Linked DNA regions of Homo sapiens: region 2 is linked to region 1. Evidence: chromatin loops called from intact Hi-C (ENCODE). Cell type or tissue: CD14-positive monocyte. All regions are shown on one strand. Each heading gives the region's core, and the rest is flanking DNA. Links, peaks and the distances in the headings are about the cores only.

What was found. A loop is a pair of places that touch in the nucleus more often than their neighbours do. Peaks named below come from ENCODE experiments on the same cell type or tissue, not always from the same donor. Only the 100,000 strongest peaks of a DNase experiment are listed, where the experiment ranks them.
Region 2: a loop joins it to region 1, with 2.1 times the contacts of the local background. A loop is called at or near these places in 3 of 110 quality-filtered maps.

The regions. Positions count from the first base shown.
Region 1 is chr19:54,934,349-54,940,159 of GRCh38, reverse strand. NLRP7 (NLR family pyrin domain containing 7) reads left to right here. Exons shown (of 11, transcript NM_001127255.2): 4 at 1-1,272; 5 at 1,919-2,116; 6 at 3,729-3,899; 7 at 5,501-5,671. It also overlaps a transcript of NCR1 not described here. Among named protein-coding and RNA genes, the nearest start is that of NLRP7, 10 kb to the left of the region's middle. RefSeq lists an enhancer at 314-1,023. In CD14-positive monocyte, for the core only: no CTCF peak of the experiment used is centred there; a DNase peak (open chromatin) is centred at 2,099; H3K27me3 peaks cover 531 bases.
Region 2 is chr19:54,491,626-54,497,436 of GRCh38, reverse strand. No RefSeq gene overlaps it. Among named protein-coding and RNA genes, the nearest start is that of LAIR2, 8.3 kb to the left of the region's middle. In CD14-positive monocyte, for the core only: no CTCF peak of the experiment used is centred there; no DNase peak of the experiment used is centred there; H3K27me3 peaks cover 3,378 bases.

The DNA of each region.
Region 1 (5,811 bases), core at 578-4,577:
CTGCAGTTTTGCAGAGCTGATCTCCAAAGACTGGCCTGAATTGCAGGATGACATTCCAAGCATCCTAGCCCAAGCACAGAGAATCCTGTTCGTGGTCGATGGCCTTGATGAGCTGAAAGTCCCACCTGGGGCGCTGATCCAGGACATCTGCGGGGACTGGGAGAAGAAGAAGCCGGTGCCCGTCCTCCTGGGGAGTTTGCTGAAGAGGAAGATGTTACCCAGGGCAGCCTTGCTGGTCACCACGCGGCCCAGGGCACTGAGGGACCTCCAGCTCCTGGCGCAGCAGCCGATCTACGTAAGGGTGGAGGGCTTCCTGGAGGAGGACAGGAGGGCCTATTTCCTGAGACACTTTGGAGACGAGGACCAAGCCATGCGTGCCTTTGAGCTAATGAGGAGCAACGCGGCCCTGTTCCAGCTGGGCTCGGCCCCCGCGGTGTGCTGGATTGTGTGCACGACTCTGAAGCTGCAGATGGAGAAGGGGGAGGACCCGGTCCCCACCTGCCTCACCCGCACGGGGCTGTTCCTGCGTTTCCTCTGCAGCCGGTTCCCGCAGGGCGCACAGCTGCGGGGCGCGCTGCGGACGCTGAGCCTCCTGGCCGCGCAGGGCCTGTGGGCGCAGATGTCCGTGTTCCACCGAGAGGACCTGGAAAGGCTCGGGGTGCAGGAGTCCGACCTCCGTCTGTTCCTGGACGGAGACATCCTCCGCCAGGACAGAGTCTCCAAAGGCTGCTACTCCTTCATCCACCTCAGCTTCCAGCAGTTTCTCACTGCCCTGTTCTACGCCCTGGAGAAGGAGGAGGGGGAGGACAGGGACGGCCACGCCTGGGACATCGGGGACGTACAGAAGCTGCTTTCCGGAGAAGAAAGACTCAAGAACCCCGACCTGATTCAAGTAGGACACTTCTTATTCGGCCTCGCTAACGAGAAGAGAGCCAAGGAGTTGGAGGCCACTTTTGGCTGCCGGATGTCACCGGACATCAAACAGGAATTGCTGCAATGCAAAGCACATCTTCATGCAAATAAGCCCTTATCCGTGACCGACCTGAAGGAGGTCTTGGGCTGCCTGTATGAGTCTCAGGAGGAGGAGCTGGCGAAGGTGGTGGTGGCCCCGTTCAAGGAAATTTCTATTCACCTGACAAATACTTCTGAAGTGATGCATTGTTCCTTCAGCCTGAAGCATTGTCAAGACTTGCAGAAACTCTCACTGCAGGTAGCAAAGGGGGTGTTCCTGGAGAATTACATGGATTTTGAACTGGACATTGAATTTGAAAGGTAAGAACTGTTTTCCCATCCCACGCTCCACTAGGAAGAGGCCAGCGTCTCCTTTGCCCTGTCGCTTACTGTCAGAATTTCCCTCTGGCTGGACTTCTTTCCAGCTTCATGTTCAACGTGGAGACACGACTTGGCAATTAGGAATTGGGGCTTTTTATTTTTGAGACGGAGTCTCGCTCTGTCCCCCAGGCTGGAGTGCAGTGGCGCGATCTTGGCTCACTGCAACCTCCGCCTCCCGGGTTCAAGTGATTCTCCTGCCTCAGCCTCCCGAGTAGCTGGGACTATGGGCGTGCACCACCTTGCCCGGTTAATTATTTTATTTTTTTGTAGAGATGGGGGTCTCAGTTTCTAGCCCAAGTTGGTCTTAAACTCCTGGGCTCAAGTGATCTTCCCACTTTGGCCTAGCAAAGTGTTGGGATTACAGGCATGAGCCACCTCACTCAGCCTTATCTATTATTTTATTTTTTTTGTAAAACTTAAGATCTATACTGGTAGCAAAGCATGTGATGCAATATTGTTTACTATAGACACTGTTTTAGGTTGGTGCAAAAGTAATTGTGGTTTTTGCCATTGAAATGTGGTTTGCAGATGCCCATCTCACCATGCAGGTACTAGTCCTAAGAGATGAACGTGTGTTCTCCTGCAGGTGCACTTACCTAACCATTCCGAACTGGGCTCGGCAGGATCTTCGCTCTCTTCGCCTCTGGACAGATTTCTGCTCTCTCTTCAGCTCAAACAGCAACCTCAAGTTTCTGGAAGTGAAACAAAGCTTCCTGAGTGACTCTTCTGTGCGGATTCTTTGTGACCACGTAACCCGTAGCACCTGTCATCTGCAGAAAGTGGAGTAAGTAGAAGCTCATCTTGCAAGGAAGACCCTGAACGATGACTAAGCTTCTTGTACTTTTGTTTTTTAAATTTGGAAATGTGCTGTTTCATCTCCATGTATTTGGGGATTTTCCAGCTGTCTTTTTTTTTTTTTTTTTTTTTGGTGAGACGGAGATTTACTCTTGTTGCCCAGGCTGGAGTGCAATGGCGCGATCTCAGCTCACTGCATCCTCCACCTCCCAGGTTCAAGCAATTCTCCTGCCTCAGCCTCCCGAGTAGCTGGGATTACAGGCATGTGCCACCTTGCCCGGCTAATTTTGTACTTTTAGCACAGACAGGTTTTCACCGTGTTGCCCAGGCTGATCTCGAGCTCCTGACCTCAGGTGATTTGCCTGCCTCGGCCTTCCAAAGTGCTGGGATTATAGGCATGAGCCGCTGCACCTGGCCCCTTTTTTATTTTTTATTTTTTCTGAGACAGAGTTTCACTCTGTCACCTAGGCGCTGGAGTGCAATGACTTAATCTTGTGTTTTTAGTAGAGGTGGAATTTTCTCCATCTTGGCCAGGCTTGTCTCGAACTCCTGACCTAAGGTGATGCGCCTGCCTCGGTCTTCGAAAGTGCTGGGATTACAGGCATGAGCCACCATGCCTGGCCCCAGCTATCTTTTTTTTGGTTTGTTTTGTTACCAAAACAAACCAAAAAGTAGGTACAAGTACAGGTTAGTTACACAGGTAACCGTGTGTCATAGGAGTTTGTTGTACAGATTATTTTGTCACCCAAGTATTAAGCCTAGTACCCCTTAGTTGTTTTTCCTGATCCTCTGCTTCTTGACTTTTTTTTTTTTTTTTGAGACAGTCTCGCTATGTTCCCCAGGCTGGAGTGCAGTGCAGCAATCTCGGCTCACTGCAAGCCCTGCCTCCCGGGTTCATGCCATTCTCCTGCCTCAGCCTCCCGAGTAGCTGGGACTACAGGCGCCCGCCACCACGCCCGGCTAGTTTTTTGTAATTTTAGTAAAGACGGGGTTTCACCGTGTTAGCCAGGATGGTCTTGATCTCCTGACCTCGTGATCCACCCGCCTCGGCCTCGGCCTCCCAAAGTGCTGGGATTACAGGCGTGAGCCACCACACCCGGCGAATTTTTTTTTCTTTTGAGATGGAGTCTTGCTCTGTTGCCCAGGCTGGAGTGCAGTGGTGCGGTCTCGGCTCACTGCAACCTCTGCCTCCTGGATTCAAGTGATTCTCCTACCTCAGCCTCCCGAATACCTGGGACTACAAGCATGCCCCTCCATGTGCAGCTAATTTTTGTATTTTTAGTAGAGACGGGGCTTCCCCATGTTGGCCAGGCTGGTCTCGAACTCCTGACCTCAGGCGATCTGCCTGCCTCGGCCCCAGCTAATTTATTTTTTGTAGAGATGGAGTTTCACCATGTTGCCCAGGTTGGTCTCAGACTCCTGACCTCAGGTTATCCTCCTGCCTCAGCCTCCCAAAGTGCTGGGGTTACAGACACGAGCCACTGCACCCGGCCAAGAACTTCTAATAATTTCTAAATGTGAAACAGCTTTTTGTTTATACATGCCTCCACACAATGTGAGTATTAATCACTCCAAGTGGAATCTCTTCTGCTTTTCCCTAGGATTAAAAACGTCACCCCTGACACCGCGTACCGGGACTTCTGTCTTGCTTTCATTGGGAAGAAGACCCTCACGCACCTGACCCTGGCAGGGCACATCGAGTGGGAACGCACGATGATGCTGATGCTGTGTGACCTGCTCAGAAATCATAAATGCAACCTGCAGTACCTGAGGTGGGTCTCACGGTCACGGCTCTCCCCAGCACCTGGAGTCCACTGCACCGTGTTGCTGGGGGATCTAGGAAAAAGGGTAACCACTCCAGATGCCGTCCCAGACAGGGAATGTATTCCTCAAACAGGCCTGTGTGGGGGAGTCGGCCTCTCCTCTTTCCCCCACCAGCTTGTCTTCTGTGTTGCATAACCAGCTATCCATGCAAAGAAACACCCCGAATTCTGTGCTGGGTTCCAGCTTTAGGGACATGCTATTCCTGACTGCACCTTGCCTAATTGTTGGGATTGAGAGCAGTGGCCCCCAGCCTTTTCTGCACCGCGGGCCGGTTTTGCACAAGACAGTTTTTTCCACAGACGGGTTTGGGGGTAGTTTTGGGATGAAACTGTTCGATCTCAGATCAGGCACAGGAGCTAATCGTTGGTGCCTGATCCTATGGAGTGCATGATCCTCGCACTTTGGGAGCCTGAGGAGAATGGATCATCAATCTCAGATCATCAGGAGTTAGGTATTCATAAGGAGCATGCAACCTTCTCTGCACTCAATGAGAATCTTTTTTTTTTTTTTTTTTCTTTGAGACAGTTTTATTCTTGTCACCCAGGCTGGAGCGCAGTGGCGCGATCTCGTTCACTGCAACCTCCGCCTCCTGGGTTCAAGCAGTTCTGCCTCAGCTTCCCGAGTAGCTGGGGTTACAGGCGTGCACCACCACGCCTGGCAAATGTTTGTATTTTTAATAGAGACAGGGTTTCACCATGTTGGCCAGGCTGGTCTCGAACTCCTGACCTCAAGTGATCCGCCTGTCTCGGCCTCCCAAAGTGCTAGGATTACAGGCATGAACCACTGCGCCTGGCCAGGATAAAATTTTTATTTTGAGTATTAAGCATCAATTTGCCCCTTCTAGTCCCAGCTACAGTGGATGCTGAGGTGGGAGGATCATTTGAGCCCAGGAGACAGGTTGTGGTGACCTGTGATCATGCCACTGCACTCCAGCCTGGGCAACAGAGCGAGATCCTGTCTCAAAAAAAAAATTTTTTTTTCCCCCCTGCAAAATCATCCACACAGGCCGTTTTGGTGAAACATTGCACAGAATTGTATTACAATCTCTTGGAGAAGTGGCTGGATGTTACCCTAATGGCCATGGGGATACTTGAAGAAGCAGAGGCAACATTAGATCTCTCCAGTAATTCAGGCCAGGGTTGGAGGCATGAGTAGAATGAGATAAACCAAAGACATAATGTCTTGGGAAGTGAAGCAGAAGAAGCTGATCTGGGCCAGGCGCGGTGGCTCACACCTGTAATCCCAGTACTTCGGTAGGCCAAGGTGGGTGGATCACCTGAGGTCAGGAGTTCAAGACCAGTGTGGCCAACATGGTGAAATCCCGTCTCTACTAAAAATACAAAAATTGGCGAATGCCTGTAATCCCAGCTACTTCGGAGGCTGAGGCAGGAGAATAGCTTGAACCCGGGAGGCGGAGGCTGCAGTGAGGTGAGATCACGCCTTTGCATTCCAGACTGGGCAACAGAGTGAAACTCTGTCTCAAAAAAAAAAAGCTGATAGGGTATACTCTGTCCTCCCAGAAGAATGACTTTTCCCACTCTTTTCACAGGTTGGGAGGTCACTGTGCCACCCCGGAGCAGTGGGCTGAATTCTTCTATGTCCTCAAAGCCAACCAGTCCCTGAAGCACCTGCGTCTCTCAGCCAATGTGCTCCTGGATGAGGGTGCCATGTTGCTGTACAAGACCATGACACGCCCAAAACACTTCCTGCAGATGTTGTCGTAAGTCTCCTCTTCCCATGGGCAGCTCTGGTTTAGTTCTGGGGCTATAGAAGAGAAAGGGTAACACCTGACTTACTGCGCCACCCACGTGGCGCCTCTTGCTGAAATAAACACCTGCTTCAGGCCCGGCACGGTGGCTC
Region 2 (5,811 bases), core at 748-4,747, 440 kb after region 1:
TCAACATGCTCCAGGGAAATCAGAGGCTTGATGAAGCATGACTATCTCTGTAGTGTATACTCCAGCCTGTTTCCCCCTCCTACCTCAGGTACCGTAACCAGCATCTGAAGTCTTATATTCAAATTTCCCTTGCACGGCCAGGCACGGTGGCTCACGCCTGTAATCCCAGCACTTTGGGAGGCCGAAGTGGGCGGATCACAAGGTCAGGAGATCAAGACCACCCTGGCTAACACAGTGAAACCCCATCTCTACTAAAAATACAGAAAATTAGCTGGGTGTGGTGGCGGGCGCCTGTAGTAACAACTACTCGGGAGGCTGAGGCAGGAGAATGGCATGAACCCAGGAGGTGGAGGTTGCAGTGAGCCGAGATTGCGCCATTGCACTCCAGTCTGGGCGACAGAGTGAGACTCTGTCTCAAAAAAAACAAATTTCCCTTGCACTTTTGTATATACAGTGTTATCTCATCGATGTATCAGTTTGGCATGTGTGTGTATATATATGTAGGCTGTCATCTTTAAGATTTATTTATTTATTCATTCATTCATTTATTTGAGACAGGGTCTCGCTCCGTCACCCAGGCTGGAGTGCATTAGCACAATCTCAGCTCACTGCAGCCTCCACTTCCTGGGGTCCAGAGATCCTCCCACCTCAGCCTCCTGAGTAGCTGGGACCACAAGCACACACCACCACGCTCCGCAAGTTGTTGTTTTGTTTTGTTTTGTTTTGTTTTGTTTGATAGAGATGGGGTTTTGTCTTGTTGCCCAGGCTGGTCTCAAACTCCTGAGCTCAAGCTCACCCACCTTGTCCTCCCAAAGTGCTAGGATTACAGGCGTGAGCCAACACACTTGAGCCATGCTGTCATTTTGTTGTTGTTGTTGCTGTTGTTGAGACAGACTCTCACTCTGTCACCCAGGCTAGAGGGCAGTGGCACCATCTCGGCTCACTGCAACCTCTGCCTCCACAGTTCAAGTGATTCTCCTGCTTCAGCCTCCTGAATAGCTGGGATAACAGGCACCCACCACCACACCCAGCCAATTTTTGTATTTCTAGCAGAGACGGGGTTTCGCCATGTTGACCAGGCTGGTCTCGAACTCCTGACCTCAGGTGATTCACCTGCCTTGGCCTCCCAAAGTGCTGGGATTACAGGCGCTCAATTTTAATTTTAGTGCAAAGTATAGTTTTCAAAACACTGTTTGCAATGTCATCAAATACAGAATGAGCATGCATCAATGTTTCCTTAATTCATTAATGATGAAATCATCATTCAAAATTCCTATCTTTACCCAAATATTTAGCTTCTTCTGTTGCTCTTCATTTGTTCCTGCGTTTCTCCATTTCCACTGGGATGATTTCCTCTTGCCCAAGCCTTTTATTCTGGCAACCAATGAACTTTACACTCTTTCTATAGTTTTGCATCTTCCAGAATGTCACATAGTTGGAATCAGACAGTGGATACGCCATTTGGGCAGGCTTATTTCGTGTAGTGATATACGTTGAACTCTCCTCCACGTCTTTTCATGACTTGAGAGCTTGTATCTTCTTAGCATGGGATAATATTCCATTGTCTCGACACATAGTTAATCCACTCACTTACTGAAGGGCATCTTGGTTGCTTCCAAGTTTGGGCGATTATGAATAAAGCTACTGTAAAGATTCATATGCAGACTTTATGTGAACATACATTTCAAACTTCCTTGGGTAAATACCAAGGAATGCAATTGCTGGATTACATGGCAAAGCTACATTTAGTTTTAGAAGAAATTGCCGCACTGTCTCCCAAAGTGACTGTACCATTTGGCAATCCCACCAGCAATGAGAGTTCCTGTTGCTCCACATCCTCACCAGTATGCCAGTATGTGGTATTGTCCATGTTTTAGAATTTGGCCACTCTAATAGGTGTGTCGTGGTAACTTGGTTCCTAAGATACTGATAGAGGTGCAGAACACCAGCTGGGAAGTCAGCCAGAATGAGCTTCTCCTGTGACTTCCTGTCCCACAGCCTCAGAGACCTCGGACAAGCCACTTCACCTATAAACTTCTCTCTTCTTTTTTTTTGAGACAGAGTCTCGCTCTTGTCACCCAGGCTAGAGTGCAATGGCACCATCTCAGCTCACTGCAACCTCTGCCTCCCAGGTTCAAGCGATTCTTCTGCCTCAGCCTCCTGAGTAGCTGGGATTACAGGCACATGCCACCACGACCAGCTAATTTTTCTATTTTTAGTAGAGACGGGGTTTCCCCACGTCAGCCACGCTAGTCTTGAATTCCTGACCTCAGGTGATCCACCCACCTCAACCTCCCAAAATGCTGGGATGACAGGCGTGTGCCACCCCACTCGGCTACTTCCCTTATAAATTTTTCTAAATATAAATGTGTGAATTTTCTTTCTTCAGAAGCCGATCAACCAATATTTATCAATTGCTTATTATCTGCTTGGTGTTTGAGATTCAGGAGTGAACAAAACAGATGCAGCCCCTGCCCTCAACAGAGCTTGAGTCTAATGATGATAGGGACAGGATCAAAGAGCAAATCACAAATTGTTTAGCTACTATTGTGAGGTAAGAGTTAGGGTGACACTAACCACCGTTATAAGTAAGTCTTAAAATACTGGCTGGGCGCGGTGGTTCACGCCTGTAATCCCAGCACTTTGGGAGGCCGAGGCAGGCGGATCACGAAGTCAGGAGATCGAGACCATCCTGGCTAACACAGTGAAACCCCATCTCTACTAAAAATGCAAAAAATTAGCCAGGCGTGATAGTGGGTGCCTGTAGTCCCAGCTACTCAGGAGGCTGAGGCAGGAGAATCGCTTGAACCTCGGAGGCAGAGCTTGCAGTGAGCCGAGATCTCGCCACTGCACTCCAGCCTGGGCGACAGTGCGAGACTCCATCTCAAAAAAGAAAAAATACCGATGGCTTAACACAGTGAGGTTTGGCATCTCACTCATGTAAATGACCAATGAGGGTTTCTCTGGGCAGAATTTGAATTTTCTCCCCAGGATGACTCAGGGACATCCGCTTCTTCCATTGTGCTCACATCATCCCCTTGGGCAATGGCGTCCCATACTTCAAACAGAAAGAGGAGACACAGAAAATATTTGTAAACTTGCAAAATTGATTGACGCACATCATTTCTGTCCAGATTTTTGGCTATAAGTAGTCATTATGGTCAGTCACACATGGATGCAAAGGAGACTAGGAAAAAAGTCCCTTGGTGAGGGTAGCCACCTCCCAGAGATTCAAATGCTTGCACTGTAAGAGGAAGTAGAGAATTCTTTTTTTCTGGTGAGCAGCCACACATCTCTGCCTCACGTGAAAAATAATCTCAAGAAGAAATGTACCTGAGACTGTATAGCCAAGGAGCACGACGTTGTGATACCCTGACTGATGGACCATGTGGGGTGATTGAATCTCCTGATCTTAGAAGGAACTTGCCAAACGAAAGTTTCAAGTAACATCAAAGAGAAACATCTCCATGTTCCTTCTGGAACCCATGCACACCTTAGCTAACCTGCATGGAGTTGTAGAAACCACTAGAACTGAGGGAGGCAGCTCCATGCAAGGGTGACGGCCTTCTCCCCTCCCAGTTCTCTTAGTTCTGGAGTTCGATGAAGGACGGGGTCCACACGGCCCACTCCGTTTCCTCTTTCTCTGAACCGGGGTTGCAGAACCTGAACCCAGACAACCTCTGGGTATGAGTCCAGCCCCAGATCACAGCTGTGGTTTTGGCTGCCGCGGTGGCCGTGACAAAGTCCTGAGTCGTTTGCTGTTGTGGGTATGATGGACAGCTGCGACGTTTTCCTGGACTCCCACTGAAATCTTTAACTTCAAGATCATCTTCTCCATCCCAACAGAACTCATCAGGCCCAGAAGGCTCCCAGCCCCAGAGGTTCCCAGAGCTCTTCAGGTGGAATGTTGAGTCTGCACAAGCCAGGATGGTGACTCTGGAGAAGTTCTCCAGAAAAGAATCAGCATCTAGAGTCTCATGAGTTCCAGGCCCTTAGAAATTCAGACTCCAGAACCACTGCCAAAGTGACCCCCTCAGCCCAGCCCTTCGGTACCCAGCATCCACTGTCCTGAGCCCAGCCCTTCCATACCCAGCATCCACTGTCCTGAGCCCAGCCCTTCAGTACCCAGCATCCACTGTCCTGAGCCCAGCCCTTTGGTACCCAGCATCCACTGTCCTCATCCCAGCCCTTCCGTACCCAGCATCCACTGTCCTGAGCCCAGCCCTTCGGTATCCAGCATCCACTGTCCTGGTGGGAGTCCGCTGTGCTGCTCCAAGAAGACAGACCCTCACCATTACCGGAGAGACTGACCCTCCTGTGTCCAGGTCCTGTGGCCCAGACTCAGCTCTGGAAGAGAAATCTGGATTTACAATGCTCAGTACTTCGCTCAAAATCTGCACTCGATGACGTCTGCAAGCTCTTGGTCCCAACCTGGACTGCGAAGCCTGAGGCTTGGGCAGATAATGCCTTCCTGCCATCATCTCTGCTCCCTCTTCAGTCGCTAAGCTCCCACAGCATTGATCTAACCAGACATGGGCCCAGGGAGAGAGCTGTCTTCCCCGCCTCCCAGCCCCAATCCCTCATTCCCTCGCCTGCCATGCCAAGACTGGTCAAGGGAAAGTCCAGGAAGAAAGCATGGTAAGGGGCACCGTGCTGCCTGCGCCCGCCTCGCTGTGCAGATGGCAGAGGCTCGGGATGCGGTGCGCAGAGACTCAGTCCCGACCGTCTTGTGGCTTCTTACCACGTATCTCCCAGGAAGGCACCATGAGGCTTAGCTCTTCCTTCCCGTGACTGGGGTAAAGGAGAGAACTGTCTCCTTGGACATCATCATCCATACGACTGGCCCGAACGTCATCTCTGACCGAAACACCAAATCCAGACGGGCAACCACGGCTGTGGGGTGTGGAGGGGGAATCTGAACACCAACCTGGAGGTCAGACTTGAAGGAGACGGCGACGCTGCCTTCGCCCCATTCACAATATACGACCTTCGATGGGCCACCTCCCCAGTGAGGCTTCATCAAGGGGGCTTGGTCAACTTCCTTTTTGTGTGAACCAAAACGTACATTTCCAGGCGGCTATTAAGGGCTTGAGTCTGTGTCAGAGACGAGCCACGCAAGTCAACGGACCTCACAGTCTAATGTGGAGGGCACACCTCTGACTATTCAAATGTCATATAGGCCGGGCACAGTGGCTCACACCTGTAATCCCAGCACTTTGGGAGGCTGAGGCAGGAGGATCACTTGAGGTCAGGAGTTCAAGACCAGCCTCACCAACATGGTGAAACCCCATCTCTACTAAAAATACAAAAAAAGTAGCCAGGCCTGGTGGTGCATGCCTACAATCCCAGCTACTCAAAAGGCTGAGGCAGGAGAATCGCTTGAACCGGGAGGCAGAGGTTGTGGTGAGCCGAGATTGCACCATTGCACTCCAGCCTGGGCGACAAAAGCAAAACTCCATCTTAAAAAAAAAAAAAAGTCATATAAAGCACATTAACGGTAGATTTTAACAAATTAGCCTCGAAATATCTGCAGTTTGTCACAATGGAATGGTCACTACTCACTCGTGTTACACGTCCATATAGGGGCCCCCGGTTGGCAGTTGGAGCTCCTCCATCAGGTGACTCAGGTGCCCAGATTCTTCCACCTTTGGGATCCAACCTCCCCTAGAACCCTGGAGTGCTCTGTCACCAGTGAGGGGAAAGAGGAAGAGAGAATGGAAAGGGCTCATCCGTGCCTTTTAAATAAAAAATCTGAATGTCGCTTATCACTGCTGCTCACATTCCAAGGGTGGGAATTAGTCAGGAGTCCAC